2 separate regions of the Homo sapiens genome follow, and region 2 is linked to region 1. A link is a loop called in an ENCODE intact Hi-C map of the cell type or tissue named here. Cell type or tissue: CD4-positive, alpha-beta T cell. All regions are shown on one strand. Links, peaks and the distances in the headings refer to the core of each region. The heading gives the core; the rest is flanking DNA.

What was found. A loop is a pair of places that touch in the nucleus more often than their neighbours do. Peaks named below come from ENCODE experiments on the same cell type or tissue, not always from the same donor. Only the 100,000 strongest peaks of a DNase experiment are listed, where the experiment ranks them.
Region 2: it touches region 1 in a loop (13-fold over the local background); 10 of 110 quality-filtered maps call a loop at or near these places.

Annotation. Positions count from the first base shown.
Region 1 is chr14:64,298,766-64,307,099 of GRCh38, forward strand. It overlaps a transcript of ESR2 not described here. Among named protein-coding and RNA genes, the nearest start is that of ESR2, 8.6 kb to the left of the region's middle. In CD4-positive, alpha-beta T cell, for the core only: CTCF peaks have their summits at 4,876 (motif pointing left) and 5,082; a DNase peak (open chromatin) is centred at 4,876.
Region 2 is chr14:63,385,447-63,393,780 of GRCh38, forward strand. It overlaps PPP2R5E (protein phosphatase 2 regulatory subunit B'epsilon), which reads right to left. Exons shown (of 14, transcript NM_006246.5): 9 at 6,526-6,579; 10 at 6,371-6,421; 11 at 4,166-4,285. Among named protein-coding and RNA genes, the nearest start is that of GPHB5, 71 kb to the left of the region's middle. In CD4-positive, alpha-beta T cell, for the core only: CTCF peaks have their summits at 3,573 (motif pointing right) and 3,773; a DNase peak (open chromatin) is centred at 3,555.

The sequences.
Region 1 (8,334 bases), core at 122-8,121:
CAAACAGGTAAAAAATAACTTTTTGTCCTGTCCACTGCCCCTCAAAGGTACTTAAATTCCACACAAATCCCTTGCATACCTTAAGTTTCTAATTTTCTATGCATTTGAAATCAAACATGAAGCATACACATTTTTGTCCTTACTTCCAACTCTGCAGCAATTCTCTTGAGCTAGAAGAGAAACTAGCCCCTAGAGGTCATTGGCATGAATGTGAACACCCAGTTAAGAAAAAAAAAAAAAAAAGTTATAGGACTGTTAGAAATGGCGGCAAATTGTAATATGCAATTTCACAAATGACTCAAATGCAATTCTGAAAATGCAGCTTCCTTACATTTTCTGGCTCAGAAGATATTAATAAGTCAGCCAGTGTAATATTCCCTGAAATGAGATAAAAAAAAAAAAGGTACAGACAGACATGGCTTGAGACCATAGATAAGACTGTCTGATTTCATAGTTTAATATTTCAAAAAATATTTCAAAAATTTTGACTAAAGTTTTTTCTACATCTTCTTGTAAATGTATCTAACATTTTCAATTTCTTTGTTCATATCATGGAAAGTTACTATAACTGCCTCATATTGTCCTTTAGACCCATAGCAACTAACTCTCCAGTGATGCTCATTACAGAAATAGCTTTTTTTTTTTTTTTTTTTGAGACGGAGTCTCGCTCTGTCGCCCAGGCTAGAGTGCAGTGGCACAATCTTCCGCCTCAGCCCCCCAAGTAGCTGAGACTACAGGCACCCACCACCACACCCGGCTAATTTTTTTGTATTTTTTTAGTAGAGACAGGGTTTCACCGTGGTAGCCAGGATGGTCTCGATCTCCTGGCCTCCTGATCCACCCGCCTCCGCCTCCCAAAGTGCTGGGATTACAGGCGTCAGCCACCGCGCCCAGCCCAGAAATGGCTTTTATAAAAATACAGACTTGATTTTTTGTGCACAGAGCGTGCTTCTTTCACATATGTCACCGTTTGATCTGATGAACCTAACCAGAGAAAGGAATCGTTTTCTTCTCTCTTATTCAGTCCTCTCCTTTGCTGGGAATTATAAACAGAAAATGAACTTCTCCAAGTAGTTCATGCAGCTACTTAAGGATCACCAATGCTGTTCCATGGGCCAGGATCTCTGCATTCTCCTCTCCCCTCACATTGTTTCTCTTCCTTTTACATTCTCACATATTATTTTTCTACTGTCCAGGCAGTTTAGCTAACTAGCTTCTTAATGGTTCTGCTCATAGTCAAGTCAAGTGCTTCCTCAGCCTGCTCCACGTATTCTACCACGCCACCAGCCACAGCTTACTAGGAGGACTGCTGTCCTGGCATGACACTGGCTTCTAGTTAACAAAGAACTTGCATGGCCACATCATGCTGCATGTTCACACCAACCCTACAATGTTGATTTTATCACCAATTTGCTGACAAGGAAACTTGAGGGTGTTTTCCAGATTTGCACTCATAGGAACACAGGTCATCTGACTTCCATACAGATGCACACCTGCCTCCTTGCAAGAGATTCAGTTTCTGTGTTCCTAGCACTGAGGCTGTCAACATCTGCCATATTGCACTGCTACTATCTCACAGGCCTTTCAACCGGACCCCATCCCTTCCTTCTCATCCTACCTCTACCCTCCCTCATCTCAGTCTAAAATACCACTCAAGGGAGAAAATTCTTAACAACTTCTTTAGTTATTTTCACCTTAAAATTTTTCTGACAGGCTGGGTGTGGTGGCTCATGCCTGCAATCCCAGCACTTTGGGAGGCCAAGATGAGAGGATCGCTCGAGCCCAGGAGTTCAAGACCAGCCTGGACAACATGGCGAAAACCCATCTCTACAAAAAATACAACAATTAACCAGGTGTGGTGGCACCTGTAGTCCCAGCTACTCGGGAGGCTGAGGCTGGAGGATCACTTGAGCCTGGGAGGTTGAGGCTTCAGTGAGCTAAGATCACACCACTGCACTTCAGCCTGGGTGATAGATACCTCATCTTTAAAAAAAAAAATTTTTTTCTGACACTCAGCATTACATTTATTCTTTCATAAAACACTCTTCTTTGAGACTGCATCTTGCCCTCATGCATTTATCTCTTTGTGACAATGCTCCCTTAATGCTTGCAATACCTTAAGTGTCTACCTGAGACACAAGGAAATATGAGGGTGTTTGCTCACAGATGATGAGGAGGAGGCTATAACTACCATTCATTCAGCAGTTGCTTGTAAATCCTTTGCCTGCACTATTTAATTTTATCCTTAAAACAATCCAATGAGGTGGGTACTCCTTATGTCTCCATTTTACAGATGAGAAGATTAAGACTCAGAGAATTTAAGGAACTTGCCCAACAGCTAGTAAGTAGCAGAGGGTTCAAACCAGATCTGTTTCACACCAAAGCCCATTCTCTCTGAACTGCTGGTCTCCCTAAGACTTTATACACTAGCTGAAGGGAGAAGACAAATGCATAAGACAACCTACAATGCCTGTTGCAAATGATAAGTGACAAATTAATGGTGGCAATCAGGAATTTTGTGGACTTTCAGAAGGTAAGAAGTCACGTTCCCGCATGTTTGGGTTCTTCTGAGAGAGTTACAGTAACTCCCAGAGCTCCTTACCAGGGCTAATTAGAGGGCGCTGATCTCCTCTGGGGTCTCTTCTGAATTACACAGGTGCATGGGCCCAGCCTTGAATCCTTCCCTTGGAGTCCCTCGTTCTTCCACTTTAGCACTGTGGAAGCTTCATTCAGGGCACCTGTAGGCTACAAACTACCTCCATCTGCTCTGTTTTTCAACCTAACCTTGTGGCTGGGAGAAGAGAGCCCAGGATTTCTACGGAGAGAACAGAGAACACAAGGAAACTAGCGCACATAGATCAGAATTGCCCAGTGCAGGGATGGAACCCAGGCTTGGAGTTCCAAGGCTTGGGCCTAGGGTGGGTTTTCAGCACAAACACTTCCTAGTTGTGTGCCCTTCGACATTTTCCCAACTTCTTTGATTTTTCTCTGTAAAATGGGAATAGCACAAGAAGCTATTTCATAGAAATGACAAATTGCTGTAACGTGCCTGACACTTTGTAAATTCTCAATAAATAGTAGCTTGAAAACAACCCAGAGATCCTCAGATTGAAGGACTTCCCAGGTGTACAGAAGCCTTGGCCTAAGAGATGGCAAGGAGCAGGTTTTCCTCTTTGGGAAGTTTGGGCTCTGAGGGTAGAGAAGACAGTGAACGGATTAAATGCCTGCCTGGAGTGTGTTGTGGAACTCTGCACACATCTCTTCAAGCAGGCCCAATTGTGAAGTTAGAGAAAGACCCCTGACACCTGACCCAATTATAAGAGTAATTTGCAGCAGTGTTTCTCCCATTTCACAGGGTCATAAGAGTCACCTGGGTCACTTTTTTATTTTTTATTTTTATTTATTTATTTATTTATTTATTTATTTATTTATTTATTTTTTGAGACAGTCTCGCTCTGTCGCCCAGGCTGGAGTGCAGTGGCGCAATCTCGGCTCACTGCAAGCTCTGTCTCCCGGGTTCATGCCATTCTCCTGCCTCGGCCTCCCAAATAGCTGGGACTACAGGCTCCTGCCACCATGCCCGGCTAATTTTTTTGTATTTTTAGTAGAGATGGAATTTCACCGTGTTAGCCAGGATGGTCTCAATCTCTTGATCTCGTGATCCACCCGCCTCGGCCTCCCAAAGTGCTGGGATTACAGGTGTGAGGCACCGCGCCCGGCCTCACCTGGGTTGCTTATTTAAAATACAGATTCCCAGCCCCCTCCCCCAAAATGTTCTAACCCAGGTGCTCTAGGGCAGGTCCTGGGAATGTTTATTTTACACAAGCCACTGGGTGATTTCATGACCAAAGAAGTTTAGGAAACATTGCTTTAAGCATTCAAAGAACTTATGTGTCCTCTATGTAATAGAATCTACATAATGAGCAGATTTATCATCCCCACTTTACAGGAAAAGTAACTAAGACCCGACAAGCTTCAGCAGCATGCAAGAGCCTGCTCAGGCTGGCTCAAGAGAGCCTACTGTTGTTGTTATTGTTGTTTTGTTTTTTTGAGATGGAGTTTCACTGTTGTCGCCCAGGCTGGAGTGCAGTGGCACAATCTCGGCTCACTGCAACCTCCGCCTCCTGGGTTCAAGCGATTCTCCTGCCTCAGCCTCCCGAGTAGCTGGGACCACAGGCACCTGCCACCACGCCCAGCTAATTTTTTGTATTTTTAGTAGAAATGGGGTTTCACTATGTTGGCCAGGCTGGTCTCCAACTCCCGACCTCAGGTAATCCTCCTGCCATGGCCTCCCAAATTGCTGGGATTACAGGCATGAGCCACCGCGCCCAGCCAAGAGAGCCTACTGTTAAATGTTCAAGGAATTTGCAATTCGGTGATTAAACCCCGAGTGGCTTGAATTTGGCCATGGTGGAATAACTACACTCCAGATTTCTCCTCGCCAGAAGGGAGCTCACAGGTGCTCAGGTCGGCTTCTTTTTTCAAACAACCCAGGGCACTGATAGAAGTGAACACTTCTTGGCTGTTCTCTTGTTTTGGGTGCATGGCTCAGTTTGAATATTGTCTTTTTCTCTACTGAAATTCATAAACATTACATACAAATCAGCAATCTAGGGCTTTTTTTTTTTTTTTAAAGAGCTGGTTTACTAGCACATCACTGAGTCAGGGTCAGTAGTTTGTCTGACTGTTAGCAAAAAAGCTGAAGTTCACCTGTGTTCTCGCTCCTTAATCCATGTGCATTCTCCTCCTGCTCCCTCTATCGTCCCTTCAACCTCCAGTCCTGGATAGCGTTAAGGGCTCAAATTCTAACAAGGATCACCTGCTAGAGAGTTGGTTCAGAATTTCTAAAGACTTTAAGTGATCATTCTTTTCCACAACAGGTTGATGTCTCCCTCTAGTGGATAGGAAAGAGTAAGACAAGTTTTTAGATCATTGTATATGTGTAACATGTTGAAATATATAGAGAGCTAATTTCCAATAGCAGCACAAAAATTTCCTTTTTATTCATTTAATATTTCATTCACTCAGCATTTATGATTTGCTTACTATGTGCCAGATATTGAGGTATAAAGATAAAAAAATGAGAAAAGTCACTATATACTGAGAAAGACTGCCAAGATACATTGAGAAGAAAATCAGAGTGCAGAACGTTATGAAAAATATACTATCATTTGTTTATAAAGGCAAAAGAAAGAATACATACATACATTCACATAGGATATATTTAGAGAGACACACAAAATACTGTTAATATTAGTTGGTTTTGGCCGGGCATGGTGGCTCACGCCTGTAATCCCAGCACTTTGGAAGGCTGAGATGGGAGGATTGCTTGAGCCCAGTTCAAAAACAGGCTGAGCAACATGGCAAAACTCCATCTCTACAAAAAATACATTTAGCTGGGCACAGTGGTGCATGCCTGTAGTCCTAGCTACTCAGAGGGCTGAGGTGGGAGGATCACCTGAGCCCGGCAGGTTCGAGGCTGCAGTGAGCTATGACTGCCACTGCCCTGCAGCCTGGGCGACAGAGCAAGACTCTTTTCATACAAGACTAGTGCATATGCCACAGCAATTTGATTGGTTACAGATTGCTAAATTCCAAGAAAGAATACTTTATTACTCTATAAGGAGGGGTAATGATCTGTGGGGGTCTTTGGTGCTGTTTGTTCTTAATTATCTAAAGGAAAAACAAGGCAAAAGTTGCAGCTGCATGCCATGTGACTCAGGCTGCACAGCCACACACCTCTCAAGGCTCAGAATAAAGTTCCAACAGCTTTAAGTTTGAATTATTTAATTTCACATACTTATTCAAAAGTAAATTAAAACCTGCGCATAGTAGCTGATGCCTGTAACCTCCAACGCTTTGGGAGGCTGAAGCAGGAGGATCACTTGAAGTCAGGAGTTTGAGATCAGCCTGGGCAACATAGTGAGACCATGTCTCTGCAAAAAAAAAATCTTTTAAAAATTAGCTGGGTGTGGTGACTCATGCCTCTAGTCCTAGCTACTTGGGAGGCTGAGGTGGGAGGATGGCTTGAGCCCAGGAGTTTGAGGCTGCAGTGAGCTGTGATTGTTCCACTGCACTCTAGCCTGGGCAACAGAGCGAGACATTCTGTCAAACAAACAAACAAACAATAAATAAATAAATAAAGTATTAAAATTTAAAAAGTTAAAACTGGTTTTAAATGTATTCAAAGAGCTATTTTCTTCTAAAATATTAAAAGCAAACTGCTTATAAAAATTAATAGGCGGCCAGGCGTGGTGGCTCACGCCTGTAATCCCAGCTCTTTGGGAGGCTGAGGTGGGTGGATCACAAGGTCAGGAGATCGAGACCAACCTGGCTAACACGGTGAAACCCCGTCTCTACTAAAAATACAAAAAAATTAGCCGGGCGTGGTGGCGGGCGCCTGTAGTCCCAGCTACTCTGGAGGCTGAGGCAGGAGAATGGCGTGAACCCAGGAGGCAGAGCTTGCACTGAGCCGAGATCGTGCCACTGCACTCCAGCCTGGGCGACAGAGCGAGACTCCGTCTCAAAAAAAAAAAAAAAAAATTAATTAATAGGCAACATTTTAAAATATCAAGATTTTAACTCAAAAATATTTAAAGCTAATTTTAAAAATTATTATACTAGGCCGGGCGCAGTGGCTCACGCCTGTAATCCCAGCACTTTGGGAGGCCAAGGCGGGCGGATCACGAGGTCAGGAGATCGAGACCATCCTGGCTAACACAGTGAAACCCCATCTCTACTAAAAATACAAAAAAATTAGGCGGGCGTGGTAGCGGACACCTGTAGTCTCAGCTACTTGGGAGGCTGAGGCAGGAGAATGGTGTGAACCAGGGCAGCGGAGCTTGCAGTGAGCCAAGATCGCACCACTGCACTCCAGCCTGGGCAACACAGCGAGACTCTGTCTCAATAAATAAATAAATAAATAAAATATATATACTATATAAAATGCTTTATACAAATTAGTCATAATTCTACCATTTAATGTCCATCTGGTTGATGCAGTAAAGAAGCATAGTATATCTAGAACTACCTATGTACAGATTTAAGTCAATGTTAGGTATTTAACACTACCAAATGTTCCTCAGCTTCTGTGCATAGCAATTGTAGTACCGTGCTAACTCCTGAATAACTCTGAAGCAAGAAAATGGGACTACAGAAAAATAGGCCGGGCACGGTGGCTCACGCCTGTAATCCCAGCACTTTGGGAGGCCGAGGCAGGCGGATCACAAGGTCAAGAGATTGAGATCATCCTGACCAACATGGTGAAACCCCGTCCCTAGTAAAAATACAAAAATTAGCTGGGCATGGTGGCGCATGCCTGTAATACCAGCTACTCGGGAGGCTGAGGTAGGAGAATCACTTGAACCCGGGAGGCAGAAGTGAGCTGAGATCCGCCATTGCACTCCAGCCTGGGTGACAAGAGCGAAACTCCATCTCAAAAAAAAAGAAAAAAAAAAAGAAAGTAAAAAGAAAAAGAATACTACATTGTGCAAGAAACACCTGCATTTTGGCTCTTAAGAAGAATTAAACAAGTTAATTTGTCTTTTTTCTCATCTAAATGCTTCTGCTACTCCACTCCGTCCTGTCCTTAAAAGTAATGTTTATCTCTGACATCAGCAGCAACACAAACCTTCATGGCATTTGGACATAGTTGGATTTTGTTTCAAGGACTTGGAAACCAGAAAAAGACAAACAAAGGGCCCCTATACCTAGTTTGCTGAGTTTTTATTAGGAACGGATGTTAGATTTTGTCAAACACTTTTGGTGGATCTGTTGGGGTAATCATATGGTTTAATTTTATGTTAATGTAGTGAATTATATTGATTGGGCTTTGAAATGAAGACTTATATGCCTGAAATAAACTCCGGTTGGTCTTAATGCATTGTCCTTTTTACATATTGTTAGGTTAGATTTGCTAAAATTTCCTTGAGAATTTTTGCACCTGTGTTCCTGAAGACTACTGATCTGTAGTTTTCTAAGAATGTCTTTGTCAGGTTTTGGTATCAGGGTAATGCTGTTATCCTAGGATGAATTGGGAAGTATTCCATTGGCTTCCATTTTCTGAAAGAGGTGGTAGAGAACTGCTGTTATTTCTCCTTAATCATTTGGTATAATTCACCACTGAAGCCATCTGGGCTTGGAGTTTTCCTTGTAGGAAGGTTTTAAACTACAAATTCAATTTTAAAAAATAGATATAGGACTACTCAGGTCAGCTCTTCTTGTACAATTTTTGGTAATTTGGTTTTTTTCAAGGGGTTTGTCCATTTTATATATGTTGAATTTTTTGTTAAAAAGTTTTTCATAATATTCTCTAATTATTATTTTAATAGCTGT
Region 2 (8,334 bases), core at 21-8,020, 910 kb before region 1:
ACTTTCCTGACATCACTTTAGCACATCTCACTGGTCCCCTTTCTTATGTTTTTCATCACACACACTTAGATCGAACCCAGGGCCCAGCATATGGTTAGCATTCAGTCACAGCTACTGAGGAACACCCACAGTTGCTCATCCCTGTAGAGCGGCCAATATTTACTAAGTACCTCCTATGGGCAGGCACTGTGCCTACACAGCAAGTAGAATGTATCATCCTTACCACCATCCCAGAAGGAGATACCATTGTGCTCATTTTACAGGTGAGGACACAGAGACTCAGGGAGACTGAGTAATGTAGGCAAGGTTACACTGACAATATGGTAAAGACTGGGGCCTCATTTCTAGGGCTTCTTCCAGAGTTTGTTTCTGGTCCCTTCCTGTGCAAGCCAGGAGATGTCTGCTCAGTTTCTGGTCTCAGGGACACTGGCTGCACCTACCCTCTCTGCTCTCTTAGATCCCTTTTCTCTGCCCACCATGCTATCAACTGGCTCTAATTTGGTCTGCTGGGCCTGATTGGCTCATCTTGGATTTCATGAATTCAAAAGAACATCTCAAAAACAAAACCTAAAATCTCTAAAAAGGGTAGTTACAGGGGAAAAGGGAAAAAGGGGTGGCTTCCTTCATTTATACAGATTAAGAAGCCCTGTTTTAGAAGAGAACAAAATGGTATAAGATGTATCTACCGAAAGACACTGAGAAAACAGAATTTTTCCATTTACATTATTCAGCTTGGTTCAAAAAACAAAACAAAACCCTGAGACTCATTAGGCACCAGACCCTGAGAGTACAAAGAAAACAATCATTACTGCATGTTCACTATATGCCAGGCACTGTGCTAAGTGTCCCACATATATAATATCTCATTTCCTCACAACCAACAGAGTTGGTACCATTACTTTTCTATTTTGTGGATGAAGAATCTGAGACTCAGAGAAGCCATTGGCTCAAGGTCACATGGCTAGTAAGTGGCAGATTCCAAAGTCTCTATTCTTAACCTCTTTACTCTGTTATCCCTAAAGAGTTCGCACACTGGTGGGAGAAGGGGCATCTACAAGCCTATCCAATGTAAACTGTGACAGATGCTATATCAGATATATGAATAAAGTGTCAGGGGAAGGAGGGGAAAAGAGCAGAATCAACAATCCAGATGACTTGGGAAACAGAAGGGTGGCAGAAATGTAACATAGGTGGGGCTGGGTGTGGTGGCTCATGCCTGTAATCTCAGCACTTTGGGAGGCCAAGGTGGGTGGATCATTTGAGGTCAGGAGTTCGAGACCAGTCTGGCCAACATGGTAAAACCCCCATCTCTACTAAAAACATAAAAATTAGCTGGGCATGGTGGGGCATGCCTGTGGTCCCAGCTACTCGGGAGGCTGAGGCACAAGAATCGCTTGAACCCGGGAGGCAGATGCTGCAGTGAACTGTGACTGTACCACTGCACTGCAGCCTGGGCAACACAGCAAGACTCCATCTCAAAAAAAAAAAAAAGAAGAAAGAAATGTAACATAGGCAAGTGGCATTTAAGCTCGGCTTCGAAGGATGAAGGAAAGGGCATTCCAGGTAGAGGGCATTAAGGAAAGGAGGACAGAGGCATGGACGAGGACAATGTGTTTGGGAATCATCAAAGCAAATGACGTAACTGACACAGATAAAGCAGGAGGCAAGGAGAGGGAGAAAAAAAGGAGTAAGAATGAGGCTGTTCTGAACATTCTAACTGGTTAGAGGAAAATCCTAGGTGCCTCCTTCTTTACTGGCATCCTCCCGTGGTCTCTTTGGACATTCCTCCAGAATCCAATATTTACCTGCCATTTAACTCTAACAACTTCCTTAATCTCTTATATATCCATTTTAATATGTAAACCCACTAATAAAAGTATGTATCCAGCCCCTTAAAGAGGAAAGGTATTGTTTATGCAAAGTTAAAAATTACTGTGTCTGACAACAGGACAGAGCCACTACTTTCCTGGGATCCACTGTCCTTCTGCACACACAGAGGCAGTGTCACCAGCGTGCAGACCTCAGATCTTAATGCCATACCTGAAGCAAGCAATGATAAGTGTCTGGCTACATAAGGCGGCCACTCAATAAATGGATGAACCAGCAAATTCATTAATAAATGTTTGTGGATGAACCAGCAAACATTTATTAATGAACACTTAATAAATAAGAGCCTCTTCCCTTTGTTCTCAATTTTACTTCTGCCAAATAATTTAAAATCCTTTTTTCTTTCTTCGACAAATTGAATTGTGTCCCCTCCACAATTCATATGTTGAAGTCCTAATCCCCAACGTGACTATATTTGGACACAAGACTTTTAGGAGGTAATTAAGGTTACATGAGCTCATAAGGGTGGGGTCCTAACCAGATAATACAGGGGCCTTATAAGAAGAGGAAGAGAGTGAGATTGCCTCTCTCTGTATGCACATGCCAGGAAAGGCCACGTGAGCATACAGCAAGAAGAAGGCCATCTGCATGCCAGAAAGCAGGATCTCACCAGAAACCAACCATGCTGTCATCCTGATCTCAAACTTCTGGCCTCCAGGGCTGTGAGAAAATAAATGTCGTTTAAGTCGCCAGTCTTGTTATGGCAGCCCAAGCTGACAAAGACATGGCCTCTCTTTTCTAAGCTTCTGAGTAACGCTTAGGCCTTTCTGGTGATGCTCTTTTTTTTTTTTTCTCCTTTCTTTTTTCTTTCTTTTTTTGTTTTTTAGATGGAGTTTCGCTCTTGTTGCCCAGGCTGGAGTACAATGGCATGATCTCAGCTCACTGCAATCTCTGCCTTCCAGTTTCAAGCGATTCTCCTGCCTCAGCTTCCCGAGTAGTTGGGATTACAGGCGCCCGCCACCACGTCCAGCTAATTTTTGTATTTTTAATAGAGACAGGGTTTCACCATGGTGGCCAGGCTGGTCGCAAACTCCTGACCTCATGATCCACCCGCCTCAGCCTCCCAAAGTGCTGGGATCACAGGCATGAGCCACTGCGCCCAGCCGATGATGCTCATTTTTAAAAAAATACTTGTTCCTTGACCTCCATAATGCCAAACATCCTGCTGAAAACTGAAAAAAATAAGGTAAACAATCCAGATGTGTGAGCACTAAAGGCCCTGAGTGGTATCAAAATATCTATATACTGTTCTGTAATTTTTCCATTTTTATTCAGGCTTGTCATGATTTCTATCTTCTTTTTTCTTGCTTTGCGGTACAACTGCTAGACTGCCATAAAGTCACTGCTTTAACATATTAACATGTCTTTTGGTCAGAAATCAAAACAACAGCAGCAGCTAGTGTCTCTAACTATACAGCATAGTTGACAGCTTAGGGAAAAAGTCCGCCATCAAATGACACCGTTAGAGGTCTGGTTCTGCGCTAAGAACCACAGTCTGAACAATCTCTTCCAATCAATAGGCACAGTCTAGGTTTATGAAACGGGCCTTAGGTGAGACAGCCAAAGAATCAAACCTAACGTGTGCTCCCCCAGTTTACCCTTCTTCCCTCCTGTGTGGGTTCCACAGCACTGCAGCCATGGCCCCAAGAAAGAAAAGTGTTGCCCCGAGTGGCCACGAGGAGGCAGAGCAGTGCTATGGGAAGGTCACCGGCTTTAGCAAGCAGCTACACCAAAGATCAAAATTTGACTCTACTCTCTATTAACTTGGGACCTATAGTAAATTGTTCTCCAAGCCTCATTTTTTTTTTTTTTTCATCTAGAAAAGCTTCAGAGGATAATGGGACATTTATAAATAATGTACCTAAAGTATCTAGCATAGTAAGGAATATTAGGTTTTCTCCTTTTCCTCTTAAACATTATTTAGCATTCTCTCTTACACACTAGAGAAACCTCACCAGCCCACTTATTTAGAAATTATCTGAAATACTTTTGACCACTTTGAGCTTCAGTGTTCACATCTGTATGTCTTTAAAAAAAAAACATAATGCCCTCCTTGCAGGGTGTTAGGAGAATTAAAGTTACTGGAGAGAAAGCACCATTACTGTGGCTGTTAGGCAGCAAGTGCTCAAGATAAGCTGGCCACTATTAAAATTATCATCATGTGAGGGGATAGCAAATAAACAATAGGTAGCTAGGGTCCATTACATTGCTTTTGAAACAAATAAAATTTAACCAAAATAACTCATGCTCCCTGGCTCATGTCCTCTTTACTACTAACCTGAAAATGGGGGCTAGATACACACTTGGCGATTTGTTTAAACAAAGGTTCTTGGATTTTAACAAATTGTGAAGGTTCAATCACATCCAATATTTCTTCCAGTTCCCCAAGGAACATGACCTGTAAGTACAAGCAAAATACAAGATGTGAGGCACATCATGAAAAAAAATCCATAAGAACAAGGAGGATTAATGAGAGTTTGGATTATTTTAAGAAAAATTTACACATAAAACCAAACATACATGAACCAGTCATTATCCCATGTTAGAAGATGTTCGTTCCACAAAGAATTCACCATAGGGTACTTGGAAAAATTCTACGTACTTGGAAAAAATACTCTACTTGGTATATATATTACATAGAACGAGGGACACTCACACACTGCACCGGCCCCTGAGAAGCAAAACTGACCCCGTAGGGCCTTCCTCTCTATTATTAGTAATCCAGCTCTCTTTCCACAACACTTTTTTTTTTAAAAAAAACAATGAGAAGGTGGCCCTCCTAAATGGAAGAGGCAAAAGTTCAAATGTGGTTATTTGCCAAATACGTACAGCCCCTGCTACATGCTCAATGCTCTAGAACGCACTCATTAATACAACAAAAAGTTCAAGAAACACAAATGAGCAGACTCACTCACATGCAGGTGCCACTTCAAACCCATAAGCATGCACTGACGCATTCTCGACACACACACACACACACACACACACACACACACACACACGCTTGCTCTCTACAAAGCACAGTGAATCTTGTGAACTCAGCACCGGGTGCCGCAAGAAACAGAGTTTTTAGATCACAATATGGAGCCAAATCTGCAGTAGAGTCAATTGTTTTAAATATAATGGGAAAATGACAGATAAATAAAAACCAGTTTACGTATTTAGCTATGAAAAAATAATTACTTTGAAAAAATAAAGTGAGCAATCAAAATATGAAAAATAACAATGCCTTCATATTTTGAGATGTATCTGGGTAGCAATGCACAGTTCAATTTTATCTAACAGATTTTAAGAAATTAAATGACTTTCTGAAATTAAAATAGAGTTTGGAGAATTGAAGCTGATTTGAGAAGGAAGGCGTTTCTGCTAAAAGTAAAATATAGTAGACCCTTGCCATTTGTTAATATGTATATGGAATTTCTCCCAAAGTTTTAACCAAATATAAAACTAACAGCTGATCTTTTTTTCTGAGCCATTTTCCACATGGTTGCTAACCTTCCAGAAGAATGGCTGCAGATCTGGTGCTCAGTTAGGCTCAACTCCAGCTAAGAAACTCATGCACTACCCCATAACAACCTCACAAAGTAGCACATGCCTGGTGAATTCTCAGCAAAGGTACAAATGATTGTAGGCCTGAACCCCCCAGGGTCATTTGTGAATGGCTGAAACTAAAGGTCTGTTGTCTATTCTAAGATGACACAGCAAGATCCACCTATACCATGCTTTAAAATGAGTATTTGGGCAGGCTGCTCTAGCGTCTATGTACAGTGACAGCAAAACCTTCATATTATGAAGGGGGCCACTCGGAAGGGAACATCAACAAAGCTAGACAACTGGACACCTGATTGGGGCCTGGCCTGGGCTTAGCGAGGCTGAAGAGCACAGTGAATAAAAAGACAGGGTTTAGGAGTCAAGGAGGCGAGTTCTGGCCTAATCATCTGTACTTACTTAGTGTACTGGGGCAGGCTATTTAACCTCTCTACAGTTTCATAACTAGTAAAACAAGAGTTCTGACAGCCCTGCCTTATAGAGTTACAATGAGGTTTAAATGAGATGATGCAGTTTTGCTTTGTTTTGTTTTGTTTTGTTTTGTTTTGTTTTGTTTTTGAGACAGAGTTCACTCTTGTTGCCCAGGCTGGAGTGCAATGGCACCATCTCGGCTCACTGCAAACTTCTGCCTCCCGGGTTCAAGCGATTCTCCTGCCTCAGCCTCCCGGGTAGCTGGGACTACAGGCATGCGCCACCACGCCTGGCTAATTTTGTATTTTTAGTAGAGATAGGGTTTCTCCATGTTGGTCAGGCTGGTCTCGAACTCCCGACCTCAGGTGATCTGCCCGCCTCGGCCTCCCAAAGTGCTGGGATTACAGGCATGAGCCACTGCGCCCAGCCCTGATGATGCGGTTTTATACATGCTTAGCCCAATCCTTGGCACTCAGCAAAATATTCAGTAAGCTATGAACACTCTCTGACAGTAAGCACTTACCTCTTTTTGACTACATGTTTTAGGCCAAAATTTCATTAACCCCCTAATAACCTAAAATGAAAAGGAGAAAAACAAATGGCATTTAACTTTTTCATATATACTTCTGGGAAAGGTAATTTTTCTTAAGTTTTTGAAATTATGGAAAAAAGACTTACTGGTTCTGTGAGTGAAGGATCTTTCTCCAGAAACTGTACTATACAATATGCCAGCTGAGTAAAAAATAAAATAAAAGGCAAAATTTTAAATTCTATACAGTAAGGGCTCAAAAGATACACTATTAAAACTTCCTAAAAGGTTTCCAGACTGCTTTTAATAACTTCACATTCAATTCATTTTAATTATCATAAAATCTATATAAAGTAAAATAAGAAACTACTTTTTCAAGCCAAAGACTAATATTAACAAGGCTCCAGGGAACTTTTCTTTAAAAAAGAGTATTAGGACATGAAATATGCAGCTAATGAAAAGCAGAGGTGAGACATCACATTCAGCATATTGTGGAATTATCTCACCTACATACACTTTGAGCTACATCTCAGGGGCTTCCTTTCTCTCTTTGCTAATATCAACAGTACTGAGTTTTACTGTAGTTCCACAAGAGTCCTCTATGGGAAGTAAGCACTTAATAAAAACTTTGCCAATTGCCTGAAATGGCACATGCAAACTAAAGCAGTTTCACGAGGAGATAAAAGGTTGTACCTGCCAGTCAGAACCTGGAGAAATGTAAGAATAGTTCTACATCTGGTACTAACACATCTAAGTAAGATTGTTTAAAATAATAATCATGAAATATGATATCCCATTTCAAAAATCAAAGGCAAGATTTGTAAAAGGGCTTGTAAAGATTCTTGGACAAGAAAACCACCCTCGCAAAAGAACATTTTGATGGTGTTCTAAATTAGAAACATATGGATTAATTTTTCCTCGAAATAGAGAATTTCACATTTAAAGAGGAACAGTGCTTAGAAAAATGTGTCACGTTTTTATGCAAACTCAAAACCTTCCCAATGGGGGGAAGAGGGAGTCAGAGTCTGGCAGTATTTAAAATCTTCCTATCCAAAATTTAAAATACTACCCAATAACTTATCTACCCCCAGTGACATGGTGACCATGCAAGGCAGTGTTAGCACAAAAATTAGAATGGGGACAAGACAGGGTATGCTTTTTAAAGTGATGAAGGCTTAAAGGAAAAAAAAAATGTGAAAATACTGATTGATTTGTTTACTTGTGAGAGTGCTTGTGTGTAGAAAGTGATAAAGACATGGTGAGTGACCTAGAACAGGAGGCAAAAAGGGCAACTGATAGACTAACGCAAAGTAGGATGGAACAAAATATTCAAGAACATTAAAACATGATTACATAGTCCAAAGATCTACATCTGCTAAGCTCCTGTGCATTTTATTATATGTAATAGGTTCAGTATGTTATTGTGTGCACTTGGGAAAGTCATATAAGTTCTCTGTAAAATAAAATGACCAAACAAGGGTTCCTCCCACTTTAAAAATATTTCCATGATTCTACTGTGCATAGAAAAAAAATGCATACATTTTTATTTCCCTCGGGGAGTATTTTAAACTTAAGTAAGTCTCTTTCCTTTGGGAATGAAGGCGATAGGCCCGGCGCCGTGGCTCACACCTCTGTAATCCCAGCACTTTGGGAGGCCAAGGTGGGCGGATCATGAGGTCAGAAGACCCAGACCATCTTGGCCAACATGGTAAAACCCCGTCTCTACTAAAAATACAAAAATTAGCTGGGCATGGTGGCGTGCGCTTGTAGTCACAGCTACTCGGGAGGCTGAGGCAGAAGAATTGCTTGAACCCGGGAGGTGGAGGCTGCAGTGAGCCAAGACTGTCCCACTGCACTCCAGCCTGGGCGGCAGAGCAAGACTCCGTCTCAAAAAACAAAAACCAAAAAAACAAAATGAAGGTTATATCAATATCAAAAAAACGAGTTTGCAAACTTTT